2 separate regions of the Homo sapiens genome follow, and region 2 is linked to region 1. A link is an interaction called in ENCODE POLR2A ChIA-PET data of the cell type or tissue named here. Cell type or tissue: endothelial cell of umbilical vein. All regions are shown on one strand. Each heading gives the region's core, and the rest is flanking DNA. Links, peaks and the distances in the headings are about the cores only. Region 1 overlaps SLC17A5 (solute carrier family 17 member 5). Region 2 overlaps CD109 (CD109 molecule).

Region 1 (2,921 bases), core at 254-2,753:
AGAAAAAAGAAAATGTGTTTTTTTACAAAACATGCCTCACAATATCCAAACCGTCATTAACTGGACAACTGCCCATTTGGTTGCAGCAGAAAGCAAATTCGCCTAGATTCTAGTAATAGAGACAATGTGAATAGAACTTTAGAAATTCAGTTCTTACAGATCTGGATCTAACTATGGTAGTGGTACCATAAATTTCATAGCTGTACCCCTGAAGAAAGGATTTAAGAATGCCAAATGAAAAGTTTCCTGTTAAAAGAAGTTAATCTTACACAGGGAAAAAAAAATAATAGCAGTTGTTAAACATAGGAGGGCATACAGAAAAGTGAGTTGGATCATAATATATTAATATAAACCTAAGTATAGTTGTGCATATTCATTAATGTTTCAGTCTAAATCAGTTCATCTGAGCCAGTATCAAGACTTTTGTATTCTGTAAAATATATTCTCTCCTTTGATGCTAGGTTAATGAAAACACCAGGATTCTTAAGTAGGGGAAAAACATACACACATTTATATGATGTTGATGTGTCATTACCAAATAAAAGCACACATATTTTCATTTAATTTTAATATGTCATTGCTTAATGAAATACATGTTTATATCTTTAAAGAGGTATTTATCAGCCACTCAGAGTTTACTAAACTTAAAGATGTTCAGACTCTGGATTAGCTAATTTCTCTTTGTTACTAAGAGGTTGATTATCCTTAGTCAGCATCCTGAATCCTATCCCTCTCCAATTCTGCAACTCAATAAAAGAAGAAAAAAGAGAAACTATGCATAAGCCCACAGTTAGAGTAATAAATAGGTCAAACTCCTCCTCTCACATGATCCTTTTATTGGTTCCTCCAACCTACTCTGCATTCTTTTTTTTTTTTTTTTTTTTTTTGAGACGGAGTCTCTGTCTCTGTCGCCCAGGCTGGAGTGCAGTGGCGCGATCTCCTCTCGCTGCAAGCTCCGCCTCCCGGGTTCACGCCATTCTCCTGCCTCAGCCTCCCGAGTAGCTGGGACTACAGGCGCCCGCGACCACGCCCGGCTAATTTTTTGTATTTTTAGTAGAGACGGGGTTTCACCGAGTTAGCCAGGATGGTCTCGATCTCCTGACCTCAGGTGATCCGCCCGCCTCGGCTTCCCAAAGTGCTGGGATTACAGGCGTGAGCCACTGTGCCCGGCATCCTTTTTTTTTAATCATGGTGGTACATTCACTGATTTCCCTTTTTACTGTGAGCCCTTTACGCTTGATAACTACTGAGCAACTGTCACAGATGCTGCAACTGTCATAGGTTCTGCAAGTTTGCTTCTAGATTCTTAAATGCATTTAGTTTACGATGGCTTTAAGTATTAATCATGGCTTCTGATTCAAACCCAGCCTTTGAGGATACTCTTCGAGGTAAGAAATTTATCAAGAGAAATTTCATGCCCTACCCTTGGCAGTAAATTTTTTTTGCTATGCTACATTTAACAATGAGATGGCTACTAACTCATAATCAGTAATATATCATGTCATTGTAAGTACTCAAGTACTTATTGACCATGTTTCAGATAGTTTTTCAGAAATAGTAATGCCATTAAACCTCCTTACCTGCTTTTCTCATGCCGTATATCTTTGCCAGCTGACAAGGAGTAGGGGTTCAGTTTGAATCTGGAATAGATCTTTTTCTCAGCAAAGGTGATAAAACTACTACCTCCATGTTTTAATGAACTTTTTTATAGTTCAGGCTCTCATGTGTGAAATTTTTACCAAAACTACAGATATGAGAAACAGCTAATCTTTGACAAATGTTTCTTAGATTTGCTTAATCTAAGAATATTCTTTAACATTTTTTCATAATTATTTTTGTACTTTTAAAAAGCAACCTTTTTCATTATTTAGACAATATCATGTAATTAACTTTTTTAATTAAAGCAGCCGGGTATGGTGGCCAATGCCTATAATCACAGCACTTTGGGAGGCTGAGGTGGGTGGATGGCTTGAGCCCAGGAGTTCAAGACCAGCCTAAGCAACATGGCAAAACCCTGTCTCTAAAAATAAAAATTTAAAAATAAATAAAAATTTTCCCCAATCTTTATTTCAGCTCCAGTGTGCTGCTCTGCTCGTTACAACTTAGCAATTTTGGCCTTTTTTGGTTTCTTCATTGTGTATGCATTACGTGTGAATCTGAGTGTTGCGTTAGTGGATATGGTAGATTCAAATACAACTTTAGAAGATAATAGAACTTCCAAGGCGTGTCCAGAGCATTCTGCTCCCATAAAAGTTCATCATAATCAAACGGTAGGTGCTATTTTTTAAGGAAACAATTTTAATTATCCTAAAATACTTGCAAGTAAAAATATTAAAAGGTCTTTTTTCATCCTACAGAAACTATACTTTGTTTGTGTATACTCTGAATCACTTTCTTTTTGTGTTTTCCCAGGAACTGATTGGGCAATAACTTGTAACTATAGCTACTACTGCTATGCCGTAATACACCTTCATCTGTTTGAAAAGTAGTTCTTCCATTCCCTCTATAAACATACCATGCTTAAAGAAAATTTGGAAAAACCTGTTTTATATAACAGAAAATTAAACTGTTTTAAATTTTCTAAATAGCTTTTATAGGAGTATTATTTATAACCCTATATCACTTATAGAGTTACAGCTGCAAGAGAGTTTAGGTAATCTCAGTTGCAAGATGAAAAACAAGAACTGGCCAGTTTCTTAGGACATTCTTTTCTGAATGTACACATGCCCAACCTAAGCCACATAAGTCATTTTGCCTGCCTTATGTTATAGTGGTATTAATAAATGTGTATTCATCATTTGTTTATAATTAAGTTATATATACTTCATTTTATGTTGCTTATCACACGAGGAGATAGTACAGAAAGAAAAGCTAGTATTCTTTTTAGAAGTACATTTGCAGGCTGGGTGCAGTGACTCATG
Region 2 (2,921 bases), core at 284-2,783, 86 kb before region 1:
CAAACTCTGAAATAATGCTAGTTCAATTCAAGCAATATGCATTGAACACCATGGCAACAAATGTGATACTGGCTACAAATATATCTTGGCTCAAAGTTAAATGTATACATGTTTATTTGATTGGGTTTTGTTGTTTTAATTTATAACAACAAATAAACTAAGAATAGGAAGATACCAAACTAAAAGGCCTACTTTACCTTCCACACTATGTTATTCATTAGAATATCTGGAGTAACCAATGTCCTGAGACTAAGGAGGTTCCCAGGACCAGAGACTTTTCAGTTTTAAAATCAGAGGCATCCCAGGCAGACTGGGATGTTAGTCACCCTATTTCCAAGTAATGATCAAATGTCCAGTGTTCTTCTCCGTTTAAATACAGAAAACCAGGCCCAGCTGGATCTCAGTTGTCTTCAACTTGATTCTCACAGGAAAGCACTCAGTGTGCTAACCACAGTGCCTCCAAATCATCAGAGTATTAAGCAGCAGAGACAAAACTACTACCTTTCAAAAGGGGTTCCTAAAATAATAATAATGGCTAACGTTTAGTGAGCATGTACTATGTGCCAGACACAGTTCTAAATGGTTTACTTGAATTATCTCACTTAAGCCTCATAAAAACCTTTTGAGGTTTTATTATTACATATTTTCTAGATAAGGAAACTGAGGTTCTAGAAGGTTAATAAATTTACCCAGGATCACACAGCTAGCATCTAGCATCTATTCTTCTTAGAGCTGACAGTGATCCTTTTAAGATGTTAAGTTAGATTACATCAAGTCTTGCCTCAGAATTCTCCAGTGAATTCTCACTTCACTTAGCATAAGTTTCAAAGTCCCTATCATGGCCAATAAGGCCCTGCATGAGCCCCACCCTAACCCACCTACTTGTATAGGACCTCATGTCCTAGCACCTGTCCCCTCGCCCCGGGGCTCCAGCACACTGCCAGCTTGTTGTTCCTCCAATGCGCCAAACAAGCTCCCCCTCAGGGCCTTTCCATGTGCTTCCCCCTCTGTATGGGCTTATTTTCTTTTACTGCCTTTGGCTCTCTGCTCAAATCAGTCTTCCCAGACAACCCTAGAGAAAGCAACAAACATGCTGGGCGCAGTGGCTCACGCCTATAATCCCAGCATCTTTGGGAGGCTGAGGTGGGTGGATCACGAGGTCAGCCTGACCAACATGGTGAAACCCCGTCTCTACTAAAAATTCAAATTTAGGCAGACGTGGTGGCACATGCCTATAATCCCAGCTACTCAGGAGGCTGAGGCAGGAGAATCGCTTGAACCAAGGAGGCGGAGGTTGCAGTGAGCCAAGATCGTGCCATTGCACTCCAGCCTGGGCAACAAGAGTGAAACTCCATCTCAAAAAAAAAAAAGAAAGAAAGAAAATAGCAAACACAAACTCTCTGTCTCTCACTCCCTTTTTCTCTCTCATACACACACACAAATACATACATATCTGTCCCTTTATAAATATATATTTGTATGTTTATTTATTATGTCTGTCTCCTACTACCCACTGAAAAATAAACTCAGTGTCAGCAGGGACTTAATCTCTTCTGTTCACTGCCCTATCGCTGTGCCTGGAACACAGAAGTTTAATAAATGTTTGACAACTGTATAAATCAATGAAGACCCCAGGCCTGGAACTCAAGCAGGTTGACTCTAGAGGCTGAGCTCTTAACCCAGTGCATGCACCACCTTCTTTCCTATTAGAGGAGTTCCATGTTGGGAGGGAAGCTTATCTTAGGTGAATTCTAAAATATTCCAGTGTCAGTAACACAAGCAGAACTTCCCAGAGGGGTTTAGTAAGATGGCTAGAATTCCTTGCTTCATTTCTGTCTGGCACTTACCTTAATGAGAATGTTTAAAGAGGTTTTGTAAGGCTTAAAATCTGAGAAGAGTGTAACAATGCGAAACTTCACTTCTTGCTTTGGCTTGTATAAGGCCTTGTCTGTTTGAATGAAGACAGATATTCTCTTGGTCTCAAATGATAAGCGGGTACTATTAGAGAATAAAATCTCATCCTGGGTACGTCCGGTTACACGTAGCTCATAAATCTCATCTGCACTGTTCAGAGGTAGCTGGGGGGAAAAAGAGATCACACATCAAGGTCTCATTATTTTACCTCAAAAATGTTTTAATTGCAAGTTAGAATAAAAAAAGTAAATACACAGTATTATCAAAAGTAACTGCGATGTTGAAAATTTGCCCCTCCCAGGCATCAGAGTTAATTTGTTTTCCCTCTTTTAACTTCCTGCAGTTTGCTCTCCAGTTACATCACAGGGCTCCTGGAATGGGGGACACATAGCCCACTGCTCTCCCTCAGCAGGAGTCACCTTGCCATTTCCTATTCCAAGTGCAAATTCATCCTCCCTAACAGTTATTGCAGGTCAGAATATCTAACATCCTTCAACCTTCTTTTCCACGCTCACCCTATTTGAGGCAGTCAGCTGATGAAAGGCTCTTCTGCACAAAATTTGTTTCTTGCTATATTCTCTCAACCTGTTTTCTGAGATGCATTCTCCTAATGCATCTTGCGCATATGTGTCATAGTCTTGGTAGGGATGATGATGCTGCTACTTCTACTACTACTATTAATAACAGAAATCCTTCCCAGGCACGTTAACTCACACCTGTAATCCCAGCACTTTGGGAGACCAAGGCAGGCAGATCACCTGAGGTCAGGAGTTTGAGACCAGCCTGGCCAACATGGTGAAACCCCATCTCTACTAAAACTACAAAAATCACCCAGGTGTGGTGGCATGCGCCTGTAGTCCCAGCTACTCCGGGAGGCTGAGGCAGGAGAATCGCTTGAACATGGAGGTTGCAGTGAGCCGAGATCGTGCCACTGCACTCCAGCCTGGGCAACAGAGCGAGAATTTGTCTCAAAATAATAATAATAATAATAATAATAATAATAATAA

What was found. ChIA-PET counts read pairs that join two places held together with the same protein. Peaks named below come from ENCODE experiments on the same cell type or tissue, not always from the same donor. Only the 100,000 strongest peaks of a DNase experiment are listed, where the experiment ranks them.
Region 2: POLR2A ChIA-PET joins it to region 1 with 8 read pairs; 10 of 35 experiments call an interaction of 5 or more read pairs at or near these places.

Annotation. Positions count from the first base shown.
Region 1 is chr6:73,643,756-73,646,676 of GRCh38, reverse strand. It overlaps SLC17A5 (solute carrier family 17 member 5), which reads left to right. Exons shown (of 11, transcript NM_012434.5): 2 at 2,074-2,270. Among named protein-coding and RNA genes, the nearest start is that of SLC17A5, 8.8 kb to the left of the region's middle. RefSeq lists an enhancer at 1,828-1,997. In endothelial cell of umbilical vein, for the core only: no CTCF peak of the experiment used is centred there; no DNase peak of the experiment used is centred there; H3K4me3 peaks cover 686 bases; H3K27ac peaks cover 290 bases.
Region 2 is chr6:73,729,501-73,732,421 of GRCh38, reverse strand. It overlaps CD109 (CD109 molecule), which reads right to left. Exons shown (of 33, transcript NM_133493.5): 4 at 1,848-2,078. Among named protein-coding and RNA genes, the nearest start is that of CD109, 35 kb to the right of the region's middle. In endothelial cell of umbilical vein, for the core only: no CTCF peak of the experiment used is centred there; no DNase peak of the experiment used is centred there.